Linked DNA regions of Mus musculus: region 1 is linked to region 2. A link is a contact called in ENCODE Hi-C or POLR2A ChIA-PET data. All regions are on one chromosome and are shown on one strand. Each heading gives the region's core, a stretch centred on a gene start or an enhancer-like site at or near the end of the contact. The rest is flanking DNA. Distances are from core to core; before and after follow the strand shown. Region 1 holds the start of Kdm4a (lysine (K)-specific demethylase 4A). Region 2 holds the start of St3gal3 (ST3 beta-galactoside alpha-2,3-sialyltransferase 3).

Region 1 (6,966 bases), core at 4,045-6,544, 45 kb after region 2:
CTCAAAAAACAAACAAAAGACACACTTATATAATCCCAGATCTCAGGAGGCAGAGGCATGCCTGGGACACAGAGAGTTCCAGGCCAGAGTTATACAGAGAAACCCTGTCTCGAAAAACCACAATAATTAAATGAATTAAAATAAATTAATTAAATATTTAAAACATAATACAAAGAAGTTTAGATTGTGGCAGAGCACATAGCACTGTGAGGAGAAAGTCTTCCACACAAAGAGCAGAAGGGGGGACGGATGCCTGAGCGTCAGCCTTCTTCCGTGAGACAACGATGAAGAAGCAATGCTAGGGCCAGAGACGCCTCAGAGGGTCAAAGGGCTTCCTCGACAAGCCTGATGAGTTGAGGTTGACCGCCATAACCCGTGACAAGAGAGTGGAGGCAACTGACTTCTGAAAGCTGTCCTCTGACCTCTATACTCATGTGCGGCACACATGCACCTAAACATACTTACATGTGAATAAAAACGTCCAGAAGTGGTGGTACACGCGTTTAATCCCAGGGCTCAGAAGCATTGGCATGAGTTCAACGCCAGCCTGGTTTGTATACCCAGTTCCAGGCTGGCCAGGGCTACCTAGTGAAACCCTCTCTCAAACTTAAAGTTTAAAAACTTATTAGAAGTTAAGTCGGGGGGCGGGGGGGCGAGGGAGGGCGATGTATTTCTACTGGCTGAGCCTTAACTGCTGCGCTTGAAGGATGAGGGCAGCTTAGGCTCCACAGCCAAACCCCGTCTCCAAACCAAAGCAGAACAAAATGGAACGCCCCCGCCTCCCCGCCAAAGCATCTCCACTCACTTGTCGCTATTGGCGATCTTGCGGAACTCACGAACGGTCATGGCTTTCTTCTGTATGTTGTACTGAGTGAAGAGGCCAGACTGGCCAGTCACCAGCTGCTGGATGGGCGCAGGGATGACTAGATCATCAATATCGTCGTAGGATGTTCGAGGCTTCCACTCTTTGGGAGGAACGACCTACAAGGCATGGAGAAGGGGGCAGATGAGAAACGGGCAAGTCAGAATCCCACAAGTGTGTAGGCCACTGTCCAGACTAGCGGTCCATTTTACCAGAAAGTAACTCTGATTCACTTACACTCCCCCAAACCCAGGAAGTCACGCTGTCACGAGAACACTGCCCACCCCATAATCTCAGTGACCTAAGCAAAACAGAACTTGTAAACCTAGGCGCCTTATCTGATTGAAGAGTGGGTTCTTGAACAGCCCAGAGTTCTTTTGCAAACAAAGCAACGGAAGCAGAAGTGCTGGGCGACACCCATTGTACTAGTACTCCAGGCTATCTCCTATTTGAGACCAACATGACTACCTAGTCCACTCTAAACTCGCCTAGGCTAACATAAAACTGAGAAAACAGTAATTATTATGGCTCTTATGAAAGAAAATAATGGATATGCATCATAAAAACCCAAACAGCTTTTATATAAAATCTAATACGTATATCAATTTATACCCTCACCATGTGTTGTAAAGCTATACTGTGGGCCCTGCAGGGCCTACTACTGTGTGAACGAGCCATTTTCTCTGAGACAGCTGACGGGAGCCTCAGAGAAGAAAGACACCAAAGTCTAAGACTAGTCCTCAACTTTGGAACTGAAATCCTTGGATTTTGTGTATATATTTTTTTCTTTTTTTCTTTTTCTTTTTCTATATCAAAAGAGTAACGGGCTAGGGAAAAAAAGGTCAGAGTCGGACGTGGTGGCACACACCTTTAATCCCAGCACTGGGTGGCAGAGGCAGGTGGATCTAAGTCTGAGACCAGCCTGCCAGAGCTACAGAGAAACCCTGGCTCTAAAACAAAAACAAAAGCAAAAGCAAAACAAAACAAAACAAAAAAGGTAACTAACTCAGAGGTATAGAGTGTTAGATCTGAATCTTCAGTCCCATGATAAACAAAAACAAAAAGTGAACCCGTACACACATACAGCAGGGAATTCAAACTGAAACGGCGGGACAGCTCCCCTTGGCTCAGAGGAAGTCTTCCGCATCAGTCTGAAAGGGTTCCTTCCGAAATGCAATCGCGTTACCGTGGGGGACTCAGAAAACCTCGTGAGTGACTGAACATAGAAAGGGTTGGTTGACTAGGGGTCGGGAGGGCGGCCCTACTTCAGTGCATAGGAAGAATAGAAACCAACTCCAAACTACAGAGACCAGAACCCTTATGTGGCCTGGCCAGTGAGTCTCTCCCTTGAAGAAAGTCCCTGAGGGAAACCGAACTGTATCAGTGCAGGGGGGACCAAAATGAGAGGGGCAGGTGTTGGGAATGCCAGTGGCAGGTAAAAGCTGTAAACCATGGAGCCCCAGGCCAGGCCTGGGGACACTGGCTCTGTATGTCCCTTTCCTGTCCCACCTGCATACCATCCTATCAGCAAGGATCAGGACTACTCAGGTTTTTTCCTGGTGTTCACTTAGAAAAAAAAAAAATAGCACCACTGTCCATTTCCTCTTTAGGGACTCAGGAAACATGATTGCCACAGGCTGTGTGAAAGGAAGACTGGACTGGAGAGAGAGGAGCATCAGTAATTCAATGCAAATAAGTACAAGCCCGCCACTAATTTCCAATTACAGAGGCCAGAAATATTCTCATAGCGGCTGCCGAAGCAGGTTCACATTCCTGCTCCCTACCTTGGCTAGCCCAGCCCGATGAGCTCCTTGGGATTCAATGTAGGCAATGTAGCGGCTGAAGTTCCGGAACTCTTCCATGGTGGGGTAAAAGGTCATGATCCGAGCACTGGGGTTCAAAGTTTCTGATTCAGAAGCCATCTTGTCTTCTCTGTTTTTGAGGCCGATTTTGCTAGGATAAAAACCTGAAGTGTTAAGAGAACAAAAGTAAGTGACAAGGAACTGCCCCCTACTACAATGCTTATTTAAATGGACTAGATGGACAAGCAGAATCTGTTCCGTTTAAAAAGAACCCGAGGGGGCTGGTGAGATGGCTCAGTGGGTAAGAGCACCCGACCGCTCTTCCGAAGGTTCGGAGTTCAAATCCCAGCAACCACATGGTGGCTCACAACCATCCGTAACAAAATCTGACTCCCTCTTCTGGATTGTTTGAAGACAGCTACAGTGTACTTACATATAATAAATAAATAAATCTTTAAAAAAAAAAAAAAAAAAAAAAGAACCCGAGGAAACCAGAAGATGCCCAGCAGCCCAGCACGAGGGAGAAAGAAGGCAGGATGTAGAGTTAGTAATCCAACATCTACAATGAGTACACCTGGTCAAGGGGAATAATGTGGTGGTGGTAACACTCCTTTAATCCCAGTACTCAGGAGGCAGAGGCAGGTCAACCTGGTTTACAGAATGAGTTCTAGGACAGCCAGAGCTTCTAAAAAGCTTCCTATGGGCTGTTTTCTGGAGCACGGCATCACAAGATTCTAAACCACTGAGAAGTCACTTAGCTGCAGACTCTAAGGCTTCAGGGGGTTCAAGTTTTAAAAGTACTTTGATAGTAACAGTATGTTAGGAGTTTAAAACACTGAAGGGAAACTCTTCTATCTAAATCAAAATGGTTTCAGCAGTACTCAATGAACTCCGATGGCTCAACTGCACTGAAAGCAGGCAATGAGCTGGCAATACAGGGCACACTCCCCAACTGCCGGGAGAAAATACATAGACATTTTTGGATGAGGTCCTCAAGTAAGTGGGCAGAGCCTAAACCCAGTGTTGGTAATACAACAGATCGCCACAATCGCCACAACCAGAAAAAGACAATGCATGCTAAAAAGGAGCCAGTTTAGAAGCAAAACTGGTATGTCCTTCACTGGACCTCCTCACTCACAGCCCAGGAGTTCTGTTTCCTCAAAGCCACTGGCAGTCCTACTCACTATACAGGAGAAAGCTGCCTACAACCTGCCCACAACCTAGCATGGGTTTTGGGAAGCAGCATGGAGGCAAACTCCAGGGCATTAAACAGAAACCCTGTCATGGTAACTCTTGGGTTTCCATTCCACTCCAAGGGAGGGATTTCTGGCTAGGCATTTTTCATTAACTTTGCATAAAAGATATACTGTTATCCCTGCTTTACATACCAGGAAATGTATCCAAAGTGCCCCCTCTAAAGCATCTTCTACCACTTTCTGCTACCTCAGCTCTAATACTTACATGAACTAAGACTTCTCTGAAAGTGTGGAGGAACTTGAAGCCTATTCAATTTAGGAGACTTTTCCTTTTAAAAGGAAATTTTCAATATATTCTACTTTTGAAATTTTTACAAAAAGGTATCATAAATATCAGACTGGGGCTCCTCCCCTGGGCTTCAAAGGTGGTCACAATGTTGCTTCATCTGCCTCTAGCTCTGTTTATCTTTGTGTGTCCAGAAGCTAGAACAATGCTCGCCACAAAGTAGGCACTCAGTAACTGCTGAATAACTCATATCCTCTGCTCACTTTAGCGGATCATCCCATTACTTTAACTCTAGGGTTCCATTCCCGCGATCTATTCCCTTGGGGAAATCTGGTCTGGGGCACCTTCCCGTCCGCCTTCAGCAACAAAGCAAAGAGTACCGGGAGCTAAACCTTCGGCTCTAGAGTGAAAACTCTGAATACCGGTCTGATCTCTGTCACTTTTTAACACCTTGGCTGTGTGAATGGACTGGATGAGTCTCAGTTTCTCCACCTGCAAAATGGGGACCCCAAACCCCTGCCTTGATGGATCGTATGATTAACTTAGATGATGCAAGCGAGCCCTAAACGCTAGGCCCGGTAAGCACTCCATAAAGGCAGCTGTTGCTAACAGTGACCTGAAACTCCCGCACTCTCCGCCCCCGCAGCCACCCCCGCGGCATCCCTCCAAAGGCAGCCCGGTTCCCAGTGTCCCCACACACCACTTACAGACACTGCCCCTCCCGGCCCCACCGCCTAGGCGAGGGAGGCCCGGCCGCAGGAAGAAGAAAATAAGGCCCAGTGGGCCCGCCCCCCTCTCCCGACGCCCATTGGCCACTAGAGATTGGAAAGAACCAATCGCAAAACTTATTTTAGAAGCTCCTTTCTCTATTGCTCAAACCCCATGTCGATCACAGAGCACAGAAAGACCCACCTCACCACCCTCCCCCACTGGAGCTCACGGCCAAGGGTTTTGGCAGCATCAACCCCTTGGGGAATCCAAAACCCGATGGCTCTCACCTGGAGCCTAAAGCCCTAGCAGGGCTCAGGCCCGATTGCTGTTGTCGCCACTCGCCGATCCCACTGTCTTTCTTGAGGGCGAAAGACAGAGCTCCGCCTCCTTTAAAGTCTGACTCTGCGCAGCCTCACAGAGCCCATAGTCAACCAACCCAAGAATGGCTTTAGGTCCTCAGCTAACCAATGAACACTCACTACACCGACTCGGCGTCTGGAACTACGAGTCCGCTTAGCCTATGAGCGTCGTCTCGAGCTGTTGCCAGGAGAAAACGCTGAGCCTCCGGGGACTGGGGCCACTGAGCATCAGGGCTGGATCCAGAGTTAGCCTATCAGAGGCTGACTCAGATCTCCATAGTTAAGCTGGGTAGAAAGAAGCGAATACCCTGAAATGGGCTAGCCGGTTATGGGGAAGGGCGAGCAGGTGGTTATAGGATGTTTCTAGCGAAAGGATAAGCCTAATTTTCTTGGAGTAACTCCTTTGCCTAAGATATAAAGGCGATGGAAGACCTCCGGGAAAGTTTCTAAAGTCAAGGAGTTCAGAGAACGTGACCAGCATGTCCAAGTTTGCCCAGTACTCTCAGTTTGACTCTCTTCTCTAAGAAGCCCCTCGCCTGCTGGCAAGGCGGGTTAGGTAAAGATCTGCTCCAGGAGAAGGAGCCCTGGGGGGTCATTAGGACAGATCCTGAAGGAAGATATCCCTGAGGCTTTTTAAAAGCGGCTCCCCTTGAGCGAAAATTTGGGGTCATTAGCAGCTCTTGGAGCGAACAGGGTGATTCTAAGAATCATTAAAGGCACTTCAGGGGGCCGAACAGGATCCCTAGAAGTCATTAGGAGCAGTTCCTGAGAGGCTGTGAGCAGCCTTAAGGAGTTCCCAGATTGTCAAGGACGATGAAGAAAGAGAGGTTAACACCCTTATAAGTCAAATAAGGAGGAGAACTCACTAGGGCATAAAACATGAGCAAAATTCCCGATAGCACCGGGAAGAAGAGTTGTATTGTGTTTGAACTGCTTTCAAAACCAACCCTTCGGTACAGAGAGATGACTGAGAGGAAAGGCACAAGTCTTATGATCTGAGGTAAGCTGTTGAAGGAGAGAATCAATACAAGTTCACAAGATGTCCTCTGACTTTAGTGGATTGCAGTGTCACCGCCGCCACAAACACACTAAATAAATAGGTTAAAAAAAAAAAAAGTAAGCTGGGCGGTGGTGGCACATGCCTTTAATCCTAGCACTTGGGAGGCAGAGGCAGGCAGATTTCTGAGTTTGAGGCCAGCCTGGTCTACAAAGTGAGTTCCAGGACAGCCAGAGCTATACAGAGAAACCCGGTCTCAAAAAATACCAAAAAAAAAAAAAAAAAAAAGTTTTTAAACAACTTCTCGTCCATGCCTGGATTTTTCAAGGGGAACAAATTCAGGAGAGTTGAGATGGATGGCAAGAGTTTACCAATGTTAACTAAAAGGAGATACTTCATAGAATGCTATGGGTTAAATATCTAGGCACATATCTGATGAAAAGGGTGCTTTAAAAAAAATGAGAGGCCAGCCTGGAATAGGTAGTTCCAGGATAACCAGAGTTACATAGTAAGACTCTTTCTTAAGAGGGAGAGATGCAGCCGGGCATGGTGGTGCACGCCTTTAATCCCAGCACTCAGGAGGCAGAGGCAGGCAGATTTCTGAGTTTGAGGCCAGCCTGGTCTACAAAGTGAGTTCCAGGACAGCCAGGGCTATACAGAGAAACCCTGTCTCTATATATAAGAGGGAGAGATACAGAGATAGATATGTGGGCATCATGGCACAAGCCTACCAATCTTAGCCCTTGAGGGGTA
Region 2 (7,713 bases), core at 1,498-3,997:
AAAAATTACAAATACAAAAGGGCAGAGCCCCAGAATTAGAGAGTGACAGGTCATCTAGGTGGAGGGAAAAGTACAGAGAGGACTTACAGAGGAAGTTCCGTATGGAATGGCCATAAAACGTGGGCCAGGGCAATGACGGAGAATGAAGGGCTCATTTAAGACATAAAAAGCCAACACATGCAAACACCTGGAGCTTAAGCAACCAAACAAATGGATGAAGGGACCTGGAAAGGGCTTTAACAAAGGGCATGCCAATAACCCGCAGATGCCAGGCTGCCCTCGGCCTAACCCAATAGAGAGCCCTGAAAGCCGGAAAAGTGGCGTGCCTATCTGTAACGGTGGGTGAGGTCTAACAGAAGGGGGAGGGGGGACACATGTTCAGGGGATTCTGGGGCAATTCCCAGAAACACCAGGCCCCAACCTGTGTGATGACTGTAAGAGCTGAAAAAAAATCAATGTCAGAGCAGTGTGGTGGCAGCCCTGGGACCTGTCACTAACTGCACGAAGCTGGCTGGTAACTGAAAGCAAGAGGCAACGTGGATTCCAGCTCAAGGCAGCTACAGAAGTGACATCCCCATCTAAGTGCTACTCATGGTATCTTTCCTGCCGGGTCCAGGTCCTCATGGCGATTGGTCTAGCCTTTGATCCCCATAGGACAAAGGTGTTTCTCTAACCCACCATTGGATTGCTTTTGTTTACAACAGGGTCACTAGGCTAGCCTCAAGCTCACAGTGTAGTTAGAGATGACCTTGAACTTCTTCTTTTTTTTTTTCCAACATTCAAAGCTTTTTTTATTAAGAGTAAGATCCAGGGTTAGTTTTTGTAGCCTCAGCTGGCCCTTCGGCCTCTGGCACGCTCAAACTTCCGGCCTTTGGAACGAACATAGGGTTTGGTATCCTCCTGTGACGCCATGCCTGGTTTTACAAGGTGCAGAGGATCACATAGGGCTCCTTGCATGCTAGACAAGGACCCTACCAACTGAACTACATCCCCAGCCCCCAACTTGTCTTTTGTACAACCTCATCTCCCTTTCTTCTGCTGCTAAGAAAGCCCTGGAACCACACACAGCATCGAGTCCTCCTCTGCCATCTTCCGCATCCTGGATTTTCACTGGCTCACTTCCTCTCCAGGTAGCCTTTCCACTCTTTGTGGCTCAACTCAAAAAACTTCAGTTCCGCCATGAAATCTTCCTTAAACACACTCCCGTCTCCTCTTGGAATTCTAGAGGCCACACCCTGAGTTTCTCATCTGTGTGTGCTTCACTTCCACATCCTACAGAGGTCCAGAGAACAATCTCCATAATTTAATTGTCCAAGTTCCCCTCAAGTCTACACCTTGCACAAAACATAACACGGATTCAGTAGGCGCTTGACTGTGTGAGCAAGCTCACTAGTCTCTAGGAACACACTTGCTTTGCTTCATCATTAATAACTTGTTAGGAGACACAGACATCAGATTAGCGAAATGGAGCAACCAACACCACTTTATATTTCAAAATGTCTGTTATTTTAGGAGACTATATGAAACTCCCATCTGGTCATAAGGTTTTACTCCAATTTTTAATCCTCCAATCTTTCTTCTTTTCCTTTCTTCAGTCTTTTGAGACTGGGTCTTGCTATGTGGCTCTTGTTGACACGGTTTTATTATTCTATGTAGCCCAGGCTGGCCTCTGAAGCAATCCTCCTGCTTCAGCTTCTGAGTGCTATTACAGGTGTGCACCTACTACCCCGGGATCCAATTCCTCTGAGTCTTTAATTGAAAGTTTAGGGACACAAGTGGAATTGTCATGATGTCTACTGTGCTACATGTCAGGAACCTAACTCTAACTCGTGGCTTTTCCTTCCTTCTCAGCCCATTATCTATAGTGCTAATAATTCAAAGGACCTCAGAGAAATGTGTTAAGCACTCTTTGCTTTCTGGGATAGCAGCCGGCTCCCTTCATCGGTCACTCCCTAGGTTAATTACAGTGACTCAGTTTTACCACCTCCCCGTACTCTAGAGAAACAGACAAAAATTAAATTTATTGAGGAATCATAAAAATGGGTGCTACTGTAAAAAGGAGTCTAAACACATCTGTGGGACATCCGCCTAACCAAATCTACCGTCCTCACTAAGCTTTTCTCTCGCAAACAAGACCACTGAGAAGACAATGAGGAAGCACTCCAGAAGAAAGGGTAGCGAGAAGACGTACTTTGATAAACTGACCCGGTCGCTCCGAGGAGGATCTGGCCCCGGGGAAGGCAGAGATGACAACCGCTACTCTTGGTGACTCCCGCTAGGCTTTCCCCGGACTTTCTTGCGCTTGTCCCACAGCGGGTCCCGGGTGACCGTGACCCTCCTTTGCGCTCAGACTCGCGCGCCTGGGACACTGCACACAGGTGACCTCGGCGCGCTCGGCCCGGCTCGCGCGGCCCTCTGGCAGGCCTGGCCCCCACCCGGGCCCGGGCTTTGGTCCCCAGCGCGGCTCGGGCCGGTCTGGCCGGGGGAGGGGCGCGGCGGCCGAGAGCTGCTTCGGGGACGCAGGGCAGGCCTTACCGCAGCAGAGAGGGAGGCCGGGGGCGGGTGGCGCCAGGGCGCACGCAGAGCGCGGAGGCAATTGCAGCGCGAATAGCGGGGACAGCCGAGGGGACCCCAGAGGGAGCCCAGGACGCGGCAAGCTGCACGGGCGCCGCCATGGTGGGGACGCAGCGGCGGGACCACCAATCCTGCGGTCCGCCTCGGCGGCCGCGCCGGGGGTCGGGCATCAGCAGCCAATGGGAGCACCGGAACCGGGCGGGGCGCCAGGCAGGCCAATGCGAGGCTTCGCCGCAGGGTTGGGCGGGCCCGGACCCCGGAGACCCAATGGAAGCCAGAGGCCGAATCCATCCCCTCCCCATCCCCGGGCTATAGCTGGGGCTTGGGAGGAGCGCTGCGTGGAGCTGCGGTGCGTGGGGCTGCCCGGCTGCGGTCAGGTTTCCTCTGCTTCCCAGAGGAAGTCTTCTGTCCCTACTTCACCACTCTGCTGTCAGCCCCTGACGCTGGTGGTAACCTCTAGAACGCCTTCTGAAGCCCTATCCAATCCCGTGAGGGTAAGAGGCCTGCTAAGTTCAGGCGTGACCTCGAAGAAAGGTCGCAGATAGGCCACAAAGCCACCCCACATACCCAGTTCAGGAGGTCGCGCCCTCATTCTGCAGCGGAGTGCATTATCCTAAGGCAGAATTTAATACAGAATTTTCCCAAAGAGGAGGTGGGGACATAACTTGGCACTCTCAGATGCCAATCTTATACAAGGTATACAAGACATAAGTTTCTGCTTTGGCAAAAAGCTGAAGTGCAGTCTTTGGCTGTGGTGGGTCATGAACCCAGACTAGACTACACTGGCCAGGAAGTGCCTAAGGCAGACCCAACTTTGAAGTTGAGCAAGTTTAAAGCCCCAGGCCATCCCCAGCACCAGAAAAAAAAAAAAAAACAAAAACAAAACCACAGGCCAGTTTTATGAGACTTGGGAAAGTCCCATAGCTTTTTATGAACTGGGAATTTTCTTATAATAGGCCAAAAATATTTTTGAATGGTTGACTTAACTAATCATGGTAGTGGTGGTACGTACTTAACTACTCTCTAAACTGAAGCAGGATTAAACATTCAACAACTTTGTGGGTCTCAGTATCTTTGGGTTTTGTTTTGGTTTATTTTGTTTTTGTTTTAGTGTCTGCATGAATGTATGTCCCAGTGCCTGTGTATCCCAGAAGGCCTCATAGCCCCTGGAACTAGAGTTACAGACAGTTGCAAGCCACCAAGTGGACAGTGACAACTGAACCTGGGTTCCCCAGAAAAGTATTCTTAAGGGCTAAACTATCTCTCCATCCCACAGTGGGCTCTTCTTAGGGACAAAAAAGTAGAGAGGGCTGTCGGGTATAGCTTGGCAGTAGTACGTTTGCCTCAAACATTCAAAGGCTTGAATTCAATCCTCAACTCCCATAGAGCTGGGATTACACCAGGCACGAGATTATCCGGTCCTTTAGCAAGGCTGAGGTAATGAGACTCATGGGGAGGAACTACGGGTGCCTGAGGAAGTTAAGTTTTCCTCTCTTCCACGAACGCTCAGCCCCAGCCATTTTCCCCTGAAAATCCCCGAGTGAAGAACAGAGGGGCAACCTTCTTTCCTTGGCTCCAAGGATTTAGCTGTGAAAAAACATCTGTGAAACTCTTCTCTCTTTCCCCAGAGCCAATACTAAGTAGCAGCTCCCAGGCTACAGGGGTACCGAGCACATCATCTAGCACCGGGGCACAAAGCTCAGGCCAGCTGGAATACGGAGGCTGTGCAGAAAGGAGCCTCGCACCAGCTCAGGATCACCTCTTCTTGTCAAAGACTGGGTCTTCCTCCAGGGAAGCAATCAGCAACGACAAGCACTGCAGAGGGCAGCTTCTGCAATCCATGGGGAGATCAAGGGTCTCTTGCTATTCAAGCACCTACAGCATACTCTCCTGGTTCCACAAGGATGGAATCCTGATGCAGGAAGTGATCTGTATATCAGGATGCTGATGACATCAAAAGGGGTTTAAGTGAAACCTCTCTTGAGAAGACCGTAGTCCAATCCTTCCCGTTAACTCCTCCAGGAAAGCAAAAGGAGGTACAGAGAGCCACAATGCCCTGGATGCTCAACGGGCCACAGCACCCACCTCCGTGAACGGTGCCCACCTCAGCGAACAGCTTCCCAGCCCCTGCTCCACAGCCTGACCCAGGGCCACTTGGGCTCATGGGGCAGACCACAGTCAATCCTCTGTTCAATCCATTTTATTGCTAAGGACAAGGTAATGCACCGGTTTTCAAAATAATTTGGTTTATAGAGTTCATACGTAACAAAAAAGGGGAAGTATTATAAATCTGACTCCTGTATACAGAGCAAGGTATGAAGCCCTCCATATTGGGCCCAGGCAAACAAATTCAGGAACCTGTTTAACCCCTTCAATGTTGCCCTCTAGTCCCATCCCACCCCCACCCTCAACCAGCCCCACCCCACCCCTGACCAAGGGCGTAGCTATACCAGCCCTTGGCCTCCAGTGGCCCCAGTTCATCCTAACCCATAGTTAGCCCCTGCATAACTGCACAAAAATCACCCACCAGGCTCTGCCTGTTTCCATCATTAAAATTATCCCTTCAAGGTGGTCCCCACCCACACCCTCTAACACTGTGGCCGCAGGCAGGGGCTTCCGTGCCTGACATTTGTGGGCTCATAGTATATAACCTCTGAGTTCTACTTCAAGGGTGGACAGAGGTGGCAGCCAGCTCCTTAGCATCCCAATACTGCAGCTTTGCCGGCGCTCTCTTGAGATCGGTCCAGGAAGGGACAGATGGCACCCCACCTCTACCCATCCCCCGGGGCCCTTACTCAGCTTGGCTGAGGGCAGAATTTCACATTTTGTTTGCCCTGCAGAGGCAAAGAAGAAAGTGAAGCCCAGGGGCTGGCAGAAGCTAGTCCTGACCAAGCACACACACGCACTCACGTACACGAGTGCAACCACATACGTACTTGCACACCCACACACACATTCTCAAGCACACACACACACACACACACAGGTGTACACTCACACGTTCTCACGCTTACACACAGGTACACACTTGCACGTGTGCACGCTCACACACGCATACATAAATACAAAAGGGGATTGGGTCAGCACCAGCACCTCTCTGCCTTGCTGGTGCCGGTGGGCGGGTAGGAAGCAAGCCACTAAGAAAGAACAATCCGCCCAGCAGGAACAGCTGACCCGATTGGACTGGGGGCTGATGCAATCACAGCATCCCAGTGTCGGCCCGTCAGCTGAGGACGGACAGCTGCTGCCAAGCACCCACAATAGGCTTGTCTTTTCCCGGCAGAATGCATCGAGGGTGGAGTGAGAAGGTGAAAGGTCGGACACGTCATTCCTTTTCTGTGTACAGCTTCACTTTCGAAGTGAAGTTCCAAGTTCGAGTTCCAAGTGTCTGCTGTGCTGTGGAACCCTAGAGTGCTCTCGCCTTGATGGCTGGGAACCTCTCAGATCCTGGAAGCATCTACTCCATGATGGCCCGGTACAGCGCTGGCTCGATGTAATCCTCCCGGTACCGCGAGTTGATGACCCGTTGCCTCTTCTTTTCTTGCTTCACTTCCTTCTCTGTGAAAATCTCATTGAAGCGCATGTCTGAAGCCACCGACTACAAAGGGAAAGACATGCAAACTGTCACTTTGTGGCCACACAAACAAACACTAAAGGGGCATGTGCCTGCCATGTTCAGGACACATGCTCAGGGCACAGAAAGCTCACTCACCAGTCTAGACTTGACTCTCTTGGGAAGCTCTTCATCGAGTGTGTATACATCATCTCTCTTAACCACCAGCTGCGAGCCATCCTCAAACTCCACCTGACAAGCAAGCAAAGGCCCTTTAGCTAGGGTACCAGAGTCCTGTGGGACCTGCGCGCAGTGGCAGTTTCCTGTAGCTAGAGGAGGGCAACTCGGTAGTAAGGACTTTCCATGTAAGGAATGACGGCCATGCCCGAAGGCACAATACCAAAGTGGATACCCCAGATCTGTGAAGGCACTAAGTGACCGGCAAGTTCTTTCAAGAGCAAAGACAAGCTTCTTGCCCGAGGAAACACTAAATTAATGAAGTACCCTCCCACCCTCAAACGCCCATTCAAGAACCTTTGGCTACCTGGTACATCTGGATGGGGTGGGAGGCCACAAACTTAGCCCCATAGACTTGGCCATCTGTCCATCTGACTTGAACCACTTCACCTTCAGCAGGAGGCCCCAGTTGGAGACAGTCCTGACTCTGAGGACAGAGCAGAGGAGGAGAGTGAAGCGCAGCTCACCCAACCACAGTGCTAAGTGCCAATGACTCAGGAAGGACTTCTGCCCACGCACTGCAGGAAAGGCAGCTAGCTCTGGGCTGAAAGCCAAGGTACGGTCCGTCAAACAAGGTCTGCCTTATTCATCTGCCCTAAGCCCTGCTGCCTCTGGGGGAGCAAGCAAACAAAACAAAAACCCCATTACTCAGTAAATGTAGTAAACACAGAGACAGGGGTGGGCTCTCGAATCCACCATCCTGTGTCCTCTCAGCTGAGCTGCTCTGCTATGGAGGAACAGTAGGACTGCATTTGAGTGCTCTAAGACATGTGCTTCTGAGAGAGGGAGGGAGGGAGGGAGACAGAGAGAGAGAGACAGAAAGAGAGAGATTTGAGAGAGAGAGAGAGAGAGAGAGATCGTAAAAAAAAAGGAAGGGACCATCTAGCTGAGAGCAGAGGCTCCCGGGAGACCAGCGAAGGAGCTGGGTGAAGCTCAACTTTGGCTAAGCAGCGTGACCTGCCGTGTGAACAGACAAAAGCAATGCCAGGAGATATAACTCCGGCCCTGGTGCCCAGATCCACAAAAAGTAAGAAAGAACAAAACACAAACAAACCACTAGCCCTTTCATCATGTTAATATTTCTGACTATATATATATATATATATATATATATATATATATATATTGATTTTTCAAGATAGGGTTTCTCTGTAGAGCCCTGGATGTCCTGGAACTCACTCTGTAGACCAGGCTGGCCTCGAACTCAGAAATCCGCCTGCCTCTGCCTCTCAAGTGCTGGGATTAAAGGCGTGCACTACCACGCCCAGCTGTGAATTTGGTTTTTAAAAATGTATTTATATTAAAATCTAGCATCATTTGGAAAGATCTCCACAGCCCAGGATGGCAGT

What was found. A loop is a pair of places that touch in the nucleus more often than their neighbours do. ChIA-PET counts read pairs that join two places held with the same protein, here RNA polymerase II (POLR2A).
Region 1: a map of left cerebral cortex shows a loop between it and region 2 (2.5-fold over the local background). The contact joins the promoter of Kdm4a here to the promoter of St3gal3 in region 2. A Hi-C loop is called at or near these places in 3 of 37 maps with a recorded cell type or tissue (heart and left cerebral cortex). POLR2A ChIA-PET finds 5 or more read pairs at or near these places in 4 of 5 experiments (Patski and embryonic stem cell).

What each region holds. Positions count from the first base shown.
Region 1 is chr4:118,174,749-118,181,714 of GRCm38, forward strand. Kdm4a (lysine (K)-specific demethylase 4A) reads right to left here and starts at 5,295. Exons shown (of 22, transcript NM_001161823.1): 1 at 5,145-5,295; 2 at 2,647-2,828; 3 at 806-981. The coding sequence starts at 2,784.
Region 2 is chr4:118,132,199-118,139,911 of GRCm38, forward strand. St3gal3 (ST3 beta-galactoside alpha-2,3-sialyltransferase 3) reads right to left here and starts at 2,748. Exons shown (of 12, transcript NM_009176.5): 1 at 2,192-2,748. Kdm4a (lysine (K)-specific demethylase 4A) reads right to left here. Exons shown (of 22, transcript NM_001161823.1): 20 at 6,672-6,791; 21 at 6,287-6,379; 22 at 4,806-6,172. The coding sequence ends at 6,032.